2 separate regions of the Homo sapiens genome follow, and region 2 is linked to region 1. A link is a contact called in ENCODE Hi-C or POLR2A ChIA-PET data. All regions are on one chromosome and are shown on one strand. Each heading gives the region's core, a stretch centred on a gene start or an enhancer-like site at or near the end of the contact. The rest is flanking DNA. Distances are from core to core; before and after follow the strand shown. Region 1 overlaps CASC15 (cancer susceptibility 15). Region 2 overlaps CASC15 (cancer susceptibility 15).

Region 1 (5,810 bases), core at 1,849-4,348:
AATAAAATAGTCGATGCACTCATATTTTGTATCTCATATGTATTATAGACTGTATTCTTACAATAAAGCTAGAGAAAAGAAAATCATAAGGAAGAAAAAGTATATTTACTACTCTTTAAGTGAAAGGGCATCATTATAAAGGTCTTCATCCTTGGAGACTGAAACTTAGAAATCTTCACATTGAGTAGGCAGAGAAGGTGGAAGAGGAGGAAGTGGTCTTGCTTTCTCAGGGATGGCAGAGGAGGAAGAAAATCTGCCTATAAGTGGGCCTTTGCCATTCAACCGCATGTTGTTCAAGGTCAACCATACTATGAACTCCAGATACCTTAGTCTTGCAAACGAAGGCACTGGCCACAGGCTCAGCTCTCACCTCCAATCATCCTTTGCCTTCTTCACCATTCTGCAAACACACCTTGTTCTTTCTTCCTTCCTTGTCTTTGCCCTTTTTTTTTTTTTTCTATCTTCCTAATCTCCCCTCTGGCCTTCGTACTCCTAGAAAAACCCTACCCACCCTTCAGAACACCAGTTTAAAGATCACCTCAAAGGCTTCTACGAACCTGTTATTCCTCCCTCCTCTACGTTCCTCTACTAATGATACTCAGAGGGCCACAATACACTGAGCAAGTGGAGCTGTCATTCTGCTCAAGATAAATCTGTCTGTGGGCCTGTCAGCAGAAGTGAGTTTTGTTTTGTATACTTCCATCACAAAATGTGATACAATGTGTTGTGCTCAAAAAAATGTTTGCGGAATCCATTTAAAAACAAACCCCCAAAATGGTATCTTTCCTTTGCTCTGTGCTGGCAAAGCCTGGCCACCTCCTTGGTTCATGCCCTCGACCTCCACATCCCCTTCTCATCCCCGGCATTTCTGATCTGTGGACAAAGGCTGGGCATTAAGAGATTTCGGAGTCTAGGCCAGGAAATTGATGTTGTGTTTGTTTTTATTTTTGTCTTTTGGGGTTTTTCGGTTGTTTATTTGCTTTTTAGAGTCAAAGTCTCGTTCACTGCAGCCTCAAACTTCTGGGCTCAAGTGATCCTCCCACCTCAGCCTCCCGAATAGCTAGGATTACAGGTGCACATCACCACATTTAGCTAACTTGTTTTTTAATTTTTTTGCAGAGAGGGGGTCATGCTATGTTGCCCAGGCTGGTCTTGAACGCCTGGCCTCAAGCATCCTCCTATCTTGACCTCCAGAAGTGCTGGGATTACAAGCATAAGCCACTGCACCAGCTTTTTTTTTTTTTTTTTTTTTTTTTTTTTGAGACAGGGTCTCGCTGTGTCACCCAGGCTGGAGTGCAGTGGCTCAATCAAAGCTCACCGCAGCCTCTACGTCCCTGAGCTCAAGCAATCCTCCCACCTCAGCCTCCCAAGTAGCTGGGACTACAGGTGCACACCACCATGACTAACTAATTTTTGTATTTCCTGTTGGGACAGGGTTTTGCCATGTTGCCCAGCCTGGTCTTGAACTTCTCAGCTCAAGCAATCCGCCCACCTCAGCCTCCCAGAATGCTGGGATTACAAGCATGAGCCACTGCACCCAGCCTATTTTTGTTTTTAAGAGCTCATAAGCTGACTCTGATGATCAGCCAAATTTAGAAACCACTGGACTTTGCATACTTTCCATTTTCATTAGTTCTAGGAGTCCACCCCATCGGTTCCTGCTTCCAGATCTCTGCCCATTTCATGATGGGTATTTACTTCTAGGATAAGCCTACAGCTTCCTGACTCACCATGTTACTTTCTGATTAAGTAATGAGAGATGTGAATTCTTCCTTCATTTATTTTATTTGTTCAACAACAAGTATTTATGTAGCTTCTTTCAACAGCTAGTGATACTTGGCTTCATATAAGATTACCCACTAACAATTTGATCTTGAACTCTTTCCTCAAAGGAAGATTTTTTAAAGCATAGAGCAATTATGTATGATTCCAATTCAGGACAAAGTAGGCGGTAACTTACATTTTTAGCTCTTAAGTGGGTGCTCACGGCCATATGTAGCTCCTGAGTGTGGAGATTACATCCCAAATATAGAACAAGGCTCATCTATACAGTATAATTGTGGAATTCTAAGTCTCAGTCTCCAAGCCACAGAAACGAGGGAGCTATTCAGAGAAGTGGATTCCTTCAAGCAAATATTCTATACTTTCCCCCAATCACCATTTTTTTCAATAAATCAGGTTGCAGCTGAGAAGATGCCAGGCTCATATATTCTCCCTTCAAATTTATGTATTTGATACTTTCTATTCGGTTTTTTTGGAGGTTTCCTCAACCCAGAAAGGGTGGCTGCTGATCATCTCTTCCTGAACTATTGTTACACTTGCCCAAGTACCCAAGCCCTTGCGTGTGACACACTTGTGCACCTGGAATCTCAATTAGTTCCAAGCAATATAAATAGAAAAAGTGGCCACTGGTAATGGATATAAAATGAAGTGGCAGAAGGGCACTTTTCAAGGCAGTGAAAATACAGCTTTGACAATGGACACAGGGAGTCGTAACACCCGGCAGGCTCTCATTTGGTCTGCACAGAGGAAAGCGTGGTGTGTAAACTCCAGACGTATCTAATGCAGAGCACTTGTTCAGAAGCCCTAGTGCAACATCCGGCTTTTGTTCATGTCCATAGGCGTCTCTTAGAAAAAAAGAACCCAAAGCACATAGAGAGGAAGCTGCTAAAACACTGACTTCTAATTAGATCACTAACATCACTGGAGGAAAAGGAAAATGGATCTGTCTACTGTTTCCTTAAAATCCGCTACTGCTTTATCTAAAAGCTATAAATGACAAACATCCTAAATAGCGTACTGTACTTGGGTTCAAAAGTTCAGCAGTATCTGGAGAAGTGGTAGCACCCTCCCCGAGGAAGGACCAACCTGGGGGCTACAGAAGGGTTATTGAACCTGGCTCCTCCCACTCAGACCATCTGCAAAAGCTTAGGTCTTTGCAGCCATTCTGACCTTCAGGCCTAGAGTCGTTACTCAAACTGCACCTGCCCGGGATTGGGTTTCCTGCTAGTGAATGATTGTTTCTTTCCTTTAGTCTGCAAACAGCTGTCACGTGATCAAGTGGCAGGCAGAATGGAGGGAGCTGGCCCCTTGCAAAAGGGCTGAGTGGGACACCAACTTGGGTGATTCATCTCCTTCAAAAACCTGTTCCTGAAATGCTTTTGTATGTTTATATTGCTTCTTGTTTCAGCTCATAGATAATTAAAGCCTGTCAGAGATGGGGCTCTAACCTGGAAAATATACTATCTCTATACTCATTAGGGCTCATAAGGATGAATGGGGCTCATTGTCTTTCCCTTTTCCCTTTGACCCCAGTGATTCCTAAATCTATGGTTTATAACCTTGCAAAAAAATGAGGGTAACCTTGAAAAGGAATGCACTGTCTCCCTGTAACAAGAGATTACAGTTGCATGCCAGAATCAGTTATACCTGCTTGCTAGACATTTTGCTAATCCAAATAATATGTCCACAGCATGCGTAAAATAACCTTGGACATTTTGACAGTAATGGAATAAAATCTTAGAGGCATTTTCACTCAATAAACATCTTGTGGGGGAGGGGGGATTTACATAACATTTGTACATGTTATTAGGAGATTCTACCCAAGAGGACACTGGCATGCAAGGAAGTGAATTGTTATAGTTACTCACAAGCAAAGTTAAATATTACAAGAAAAGGGAAGGTTATTCTAGCCAAACTTTCTGACAATAAAGAATCACGGCTTTCCCTCAAAAGGACAGTTCTATATTTAATTTAAAGAAAACACACAGAGCTATATCTATCCAAAATGCTTCCCAATGATTAATCGAAACAGTATTCCTTCTTGGATGAGAGTGAAGCAGTAGGAATGGAGAACTGTCAAATCTTCCAGACCTCTAGGCATCCAAAATCAATGCAGAGGTTAGAGTGTTGCTTGGCAGTGGCTTTCCTCCCGAGAATTTCACTCCTGCATATCAAGAATGCTATTGGATTTTTCACACACACACACACACACACCTTGGACATGCCACAAGTGTATTCCTCCTGCTGAAACACAATTATAAGGCTAACAGATCAGATGAGCATGCATTAAGTGGAAAAGCAGGCAGGTTTAAATTGGACTGCAGAGTTATCACAGGTAGAGAAACAAAATTAGTTTATAAGAAAATAAAAAAGAAAGCACTCCTTATTACTCACCCACATCCCTCACCTTCCCCTGTGCCAGCGTTGGCCCTGGGCTTACTAGGATGTTTAAAGGCCGACAAGAAGAAATCCTCATCTACAGCCTTAGCACTTAATGTGGGTAAATGTCAACTGTTGGTACCCAGGTGTTGAATAGCGTCTGCCTTTACTTTTAAGCAATAAGACAAGATAGGCTGAATACTTGTGGGTGACTATTGCTTTGCTCAAGTGAATACCAAAATGACTCTGAACACATGAGAAACATAATAATTCTTTCGAAATGTCCTGACTGAAGCACCTCATTTTAGATTACAAAATGGATTTCATACATTTCAGCTAGAAAGAAAGAAAGAAAGAAAGAGAGAAAGAAGGAAAACAGGCGGATCAGTTTATTTTCTGAGCACAGTATTAATGACATGATGACATCACCAACAGCCAATCAGAAAGCTCTCTGGTGTCTGGTGTTCTAACACCATTTCATATTTATGGATAAGCACCAGAAGGGTGTCAACCCTAAGCTGCATTTCCCTCCCTACTCACTTCTAAATAAAGTGCTTGCTTTCATTCAGCAGCCAAACTAACAACAAAAAAAAAGCCCTCACAGTAGCTCTTCCTCCTCATCCCAGCCTGTTTTCTGACAATTCTGAAACAATAAGTGGAAGGAGGGGGAGACTGGCTGGAACTTTGTGTCACCGCTTCCTGCAAAGCCGCTAAAGGCATTCTGGAGCTTCTGAAAAGTCCTCATTGACAAGCCAAAGCCAAGGCTTCATCTGCAAAACCCCTAAGAGCAGACAAAAGGGAGATTATTTGCAAAAGGCAGGTTAGGGGTGTCTGTACTCAGGAAATTGATGCAATTGTTTTTCCCCTCCCAACCATTTTTTAAAATTATTATTTACTCCTAGTACTTCCTCACCCTCTAAAGCACTTTTGAAGAAGAGAGTGAGAAAGTTAACCTTGCCCAGGTTAATCTGAGGCCAGCGCAGCCCGAACAGTTCATAAGTTCAGTTTCCCACTCCGAGACCAATGGAGGTCAAGGGTCACCCATGCACCCAGGAACAGGACAATAGGGACGAAACTGTCACATCAATGATGGCACTCTGTTCTCAAGGTTGGTGCTAATTGCTGGGCTGCTGAGAGATGTAATGGCCAGAGCAGGAGTAGGGCCCACATTTATTTTTGGTTTGACATCAACGATCTGTATTGAACAGAAATTAATAATGCATTTCAAATTCGAGGCAGCACAAAGGAGGTGTCTGTAGCATCCATGAAAAGTCCCTGCCCTAGACAACCACTCCACCTTTCTGGCTCTTACAATTCTCCCCAAACCTCATCTACAGATGAATATAGCCCTCTTCTTTTTCCACATCCCAAACCATCTGATGCTGTAGCAGGATCACTGGATCAAGCTCAAAAACCAGAATTATAACATGTAATAAAGATGCTTGGCCATGCTGCAAAGATGACAGAATTTGGCATGCTGGCCCGGAGCCAGAGCGACAGATCTTGAGCTGATGTTCCTTTTCTACAGATTTAACAACGTACAAGGAGAAGAAAATTAATAATCTGATCAGAGCAAGTTCAATGTCTACGAGCTTCCCTTGGTTTCCCTCTGATGAGCTCCCCACCCCACACTTTCCTGGATGCCAAAA
Region 2 (5,810 bases), core at 1,922-4,421, 220 kb before region 1:
CTAGAGTCATCACACTCAATCTCCCCATCCCTGCAAACCCTGTTCTAACTCCCCAAAGGACACCTGCAGAACATTAAACCAAGATTGAGTATCAAAGCCAAAACCTCACAAAATATGGAAAAGTCAGATTTTTCAAAGCACTTGCAAATAAGCTTTTTAATGTCCTTTAAAGTTTTCATTAATTATAACAAGTCTTCTCAATTTTTGCTTTTGACTTTCCAGACAATTCATGGTGTCAACTATCTACAGTACAGAAAAAGTTTCACACATTTAATATGTGAAACAGCATAAAGCAGATAAAACGCATATGTAAAAATACGAAGCAAAACGTCAGTCTGACATCATAATTTTTTTTTTTTTTGAGATGGAGTTTCACTCTTGTTACCCAGGCTAGAGTGCAACGGCACAATATTGGCTCACTGAAACCTCTGCCTCCCGGGTTCAAGCAGTTCTCCTGCCTCCGCCTCCCAAGTAGCTAGGATTACAGGCGCCCACCACCATACCCACCTAATTTTTATATTTTTAGTAGAGACAGCGTTTCACCATGTTGGTCAGGCTGGTCTCGAACTCCTAACCTCAGGTGATCCACCTGCCTCGGCCTCCCACAGTGCTGAGATTACAGGCATGAGCCACCATGCTGGGCCGTGACATCATAATTTTACATGCCCATATTACTTTCATATTCATATTATTGACTCTCTACTGGTAAAGCTACATTGATGCAGAATATCAAACAGAACAGATTCAGCAATTTTTCCTGTGAAAAGTACATAGCAATGTGACCAGAGTCTTGTCCAGTACCTGGCACATAGAGGCACACAAATATTTGTTGAACTAATTAATCAATCACTAGTCTTTAACACTTTCTGCTAAGACATCATCTAGGAAAAAAAAGAAGAAAAGAAAAGAAAGAAACCTCTTTCCCTTCCTCGTCTTCACAAATATCTCTAGGTAACTTACAAGTATACTCCCAATATGCTATTTCCATGTTTGCCATTTTCTGTATTTAATGTGCAGGTAATACACTTGAATATTAGAAAATTATAACAACAGGCAAAATAAAGCCATTTAATTATTCTCTAATCACACAGCTGTAACAACTTTTAGATTTATATAAATCTCACAAACTGCTTATAATATATCTGCACATACTGAATGCATGAAACACTGATTTGTTAGTTTTTTAAAAAAACAGGGTCTTAGAGAAATCTACACCACTGCTTAATGCCTCACTTGGTATTTTATTGCATATTTCTACTATAATTTATTTGACCACTGTAATATTATTTAGACATTTCTAGCAAAATGTATCAAAAATAAATAAGTTTGCGATCAAGCATTCTTATAGCTAAATTTTTTACACATTTGATCACAGTCTGAGAAAAAATTTGCCTAGAAGCTGAACTGCTGAAACTGTAAGAATATTTTGTGGCTTTTGATTTTACATATCGTGAAATCACCTTTAGAGAGTATACAAAAAATTTCCCCCAAAATGGCAGGTTTTTTTCCTTACCCATAGTAATACTGGTTTTTATCATTATTCTCCAACTGAGTCAGTTTAGTAGTTTAAAAATATGTCTTGTTTTACTTTACATTGCTTAAAGAAAGGGTGATTGTTTCACATATGTAAATGCAAATAATATGTATAACATTTTGAAGTGTCAGCTCAAAGTAGATACTCATAACCAATAGCAGGTATTAGCAGCCTTGAGAGACTGGCCACTTTTTACAAAGCACAATATATATTGAAGTCTTAGTATTAACTGCCTCTGTATTTTTAAAATTAAGATTGCTCAAAACTTTTGTGAAAATTTTCTAAAGCTCAATACATATCAAGATGGTTCGACTTAGGATGAGATATGCATTTTTTTACTAGCCCCTTCACCTTGTCAGCAGATATTTTTAAATGTCTAGATATTGACATTCTCTCTTTATCTCATGGCCCACTTGAGTTTTGCTTTAAATTGGTGCCTGTGTTGATGCATGCACACACATATTTACATATACATATATGTGTGTACACAAACGTCTACTCTACATATGCAAACTCCACCTCCTGGGTTCAAGCGATTCTCCTGCCTTAGCCTCCCGAGTAGCTGGGATTACAGGCGTGTGCCACCACACCCAGCTAATTTTTGTATTTTTAGTAGGGACAGAGTTTCCCCACATTGGCCAGGCTGGTCTCAAACTCCTGACCTCAGGTGATCCGCCTGCCTCAGCCTCCTAAAGTGCTGGGATTACAGGCGTGAGCCACCACGCCCAGCCTTGTGTGGTTTTTTAAAACCACTCCATACATACACATTTGATAGATATTGATAGATATGTATACACACATATGCATACATACAGAGATTCAAGACCTTACATTTTCCCCCTTAGGCTTAGCAAATCAATTAATACTAATGTTTTCTTGTTTACTATTTTATTTCATTTATTTATTTATTTCTGAGACAGGGTCTCGCTCTGTTGCCCAGGCTGGAGTGCAGTGGCGCAACCATGGCTCACTGCAGTTTCGACCTCCCAGGCTTAAGGGATCCTTCCACCTCTGCCTCCAAGTAGCTGGGAGAACAAGGGGACACCACCACACAAGGCAAATTAAAAAATAAAAAATTCTTTTAGAGATGGTGTCTTTTAGAGATGTTGCCCAGGCTGATCTTGAACTCCTGGGCTCAAACAATCTTCCTGCTTCGGCCTCTCAAAGAGCTGGTATTATAGACCTGAGCCACCACACCCGGCCTCTTGTTTACTGTTTTAAAGGAGTAATCCCAGGGGTGTTCTCACTGCAAAACACCACTGAAAGAAAATAAAACACTATTTCTCCTGGATTCTTCTCCTCACCATTAAACAAGTGAGTAAACAGCAAAGAAGCCTACTTCAGAACTACCTGACCTGCTCACCCCACTGAGCTGCCAAGAGCTGCACCCACTGTGTCCCACAAGCATGACAGGCTCGGCTCTGCAGGGAATGGGCACAGCCCCACACAGTCATCGCAACCGACATCTGTGGGCAAGACGCCGAGGTACACCTCAATCACGTGTGCCTGTCACAGAACGCTCGCTCACGCACCTGCTTCAACCGTGTGAGCTCAGCCTGTGGGTTTTCCTTGATTGATGTTGGTGTAACTGCTTCACGCTCTCCGTGGGTGAAGGGAAGTGGGCTCTGCTCAGAGCAGTTTGTGGTGCTTCACACTTCCACTTGACATTACACAAGGAATAGCAAGTTACAGAGGGAGGCACACGCCTGCAGGCTCTCCACACCCTCACTGACGGATGGAGAAGGCATCGAACCTTAAAATAAAACAACAATGAAATAGGGGCTTTGAAAACCAGGAAACAAGCAGGCGAAGGAAGCATCTGTCTCTTTCACTCTGAGCCAACCCCAGATGAGTCACACGCGTGTGCGCGCACACACACACACACCATGCCCACCAGAGGACCACTGATTTCACCACCTCTAGGCCTTCGTAGAGGCTTTTAATGTTTCTTGACTAAGCAAATTTGTTCTTTGCCCAAACTACCACAATATTCATGAAATCATTCAGACCTAGAAAAAAAGAGAAAAAATGACTATTTGAGCAAATTTCACAACTTTCAACAAGGTTCAATCTACCCTAAGAAAAGGTTTCAATAAATTGTGCCCATGTGTATAACTTTTCAACTTTTTAACATTCATTTCTTATTTTCAAAGTAAATATTCAAGTCAGCTAAGTTACAACACCTGATTTTGGATCTTTGGAACCCCACAACTGCCATGCAAGTTCCCAGGCGAATGATCTGAAAAAACTCCACGGTCTTCAATTGCTCCCACACTTGGCTCTCCTTTTTGTTGCCTCTACTCCTCTGCTATGAGATTCGAGGCAATAACTACAATTTTAGAAAAAGTAAGAAAGCCTGATTATAAGAAAAATCAAAGAAAATATCTGCATATGTTAGAAAAGCATATGCAAAAGGAAAAAAATCCAGTTGGATGCCAAAACTTGTGTGGTTTTTAAAATTTTTATTTATTTATTCATTTTTGAGACAGAGCCTCACTCTGTTGCCCAGGCTGGAGGGCAGTGGCACCATCTCAGCTCACTGCAAAGTCCACCTCCTGGGTTCAAGCGATTCTCCCGCCTTAACCTCCCGAGTAGCTGGGATCACAGGTGTGTGCCACCACACCCAGCTAATTTTTGTATTTTTAGTAGGGACAGGGTTTCCCCACATTGGCCAGGCTGGTCTCAAACTCCTGACCTCAGGTGATCTGCCTGCCTCAGCCTCCTAAAGTGCTGGGATTACAGGCGTGAGCCACCGCGCCCAGCCTTGTGTGGTTTTTTAAAACCACTCCATACATCCCATTGGTGGACCCAGAGAAGTTCTAGCAAAAACCTAATTGTTGCTTTCATTTGAACTATGTGAAACTGTCTTTTTTTAACCCTTGAAATACTGACAATTTCAAGGGATTCACCTAAATATTTTCTCAGACTTACACATGCCACAATACTTTTGGTGATTAGGACAAAAGGTTTACAAAGGACAGAGAATCTTCATTCTCTGCATCTTCTCCTTTTCATCCACATTCTTTCCTCTTTTATTATTCACCTCCTTCACTCAAGTGGGCAGGAGCAGATGGAGGAAGGAATGGGAAGGGACCCTGAGCAATCACCTAGAACTGGACCTGGATTTCAGCCCAATTTTAGGTTCCAGAGGTAGTCCTATTCCTCCACTCATAAAAATGTCAAACAAACAAACAAACAAACAAACAAAAACCTAGGGCTCTGAAAACAGTATTTTATCTTCTCACATCTTCCCTTCCAGAGTCTTCTACTCTCATGTTGAGGTTCACTCACTCGGGGTGGGCTTAAGATCACATTTGAAACGTAACTGGTTACCTACAAACCTGGTTGGATTTTTGGACTCCGTAACTGAACTAATCACAAGTCACTTTTTACCTTTAACATCTATTTTCTCCCACTGGTCCCTGAGCTGCCTTAACATTTTCTAGCCACCTTGCCTTCTTCTAGAAAGCATTTTATTGAAAGACACAAGTTTCCCAGTAACTGTCAGAAGTAGAAGAAGAAACTACTACACTGGTATCCTTCACCATTTTGAGACAAGAGTATGCATTTAAGAGAAATATCCACATCTAAAGGAAACCCATCTATGCAGGAAGTATAAAAATAGGGGGAAGAACCTGTATTTCTGAACCATGACTATAATAACGGGGTAGTCCCTGCCCCCAGCTGGTGTGGCATCCAAAGATGTACTGAAACTTTCTGATAGATGTCAAAGGTCACACATTAGAGAAAGAAATGATGCCAACTGAATGCAATAATGTAGGGAAAAAATCCTTAAAAGTTTTAAAGAATCTGTGTGCACAAAATGCTGACAAACCTTCAACGCAGCATTGTAAGCCTAACAAAAGCTACATTCCATGCCCACCTCTAAGGAAATATATTAATTTCTACAGGGCTTTCATTTCTTTACCTTTCCTTCCATGAGGATTCAGCACATGTTCCACGTACAGGATTACTGTCAGCCTGATTTTGAATGTGATTGGGATGGGGTGCGGGGCAGAAACTTCAGAAGTATAGATGCAAAAATACAAAGCCTTGACCCGGTCAAAAGGAAACGAAGAGTCCACCTAATATGAACTAAACTATAAGATTTTTCTCTCTTCAAATTGTGCTACCTTTAAGAAATCAGTTTCTATTGGATTTTTTTCCGTAGAAAAACTATATATTTTATATTGTAGAACAAAGCCCAAAATATGGGAAGACAAGGCACAAGTTTCCTCCTTTGTTCTGAGTAACACAAGTGTTTATTAAATTTTGT

What was found. A loop is a pair of places that touch in the nucleus more often than their neighbours do. ChIA-PET counts read pairs that join two places held with the same protein, here RNA polymerase II (POLR2A). Pooled maps may share reads with other maps.
Region 2: a loop to region 1 is called in a pooled map, with 3 times the contacts of the local background. The contact joins two enhancer-like sites. A Hi-C loop is called at or near these places in 7 of 50 pooled maps. POLR2A ChIA-PET finds 5 or more read pairs at or near these places in 2 of 52 experiments (AG04449 and GM12878).

The regions. Positions count from the first base shown.
Region 1 is chr6:21,844,124-21,849,933 of GRCh38, reverse strand. The region is part of intron 4 of CASC15 (cancer susceptibility 15); the gene reads right to left. Among named protein-coding and RNA genes, the nearest start is that of CASC15, 180 kb to the right of the region's middle. RefSeq lists enhancers at 2,668-2,797, 2,828-2,877. Within about 2 kb of position 3,098, at least 4 of the 41 ENCODE cell types and tissues checked have a DNase peak (open chromatin) inside an H3K27ac peak, as active enhancers do.
Region 2 is chr6:22,060,497-22,066,306 of GRCh38, reverse strand. The region is part of intron 8 of CASC15 (cancer susceptibility 15); the gene reads right to left. Among named protein-coding and RNA genes, the nearest start is that of NBAT1, 84 kb to the left of the region's middle. Within about 2 kb of position 3,171, at least 3 of the 41 ENCODE cell types and tissues checked have a DNase peak (open chromatin) inside an H3K27ac peak, as active enhancers do.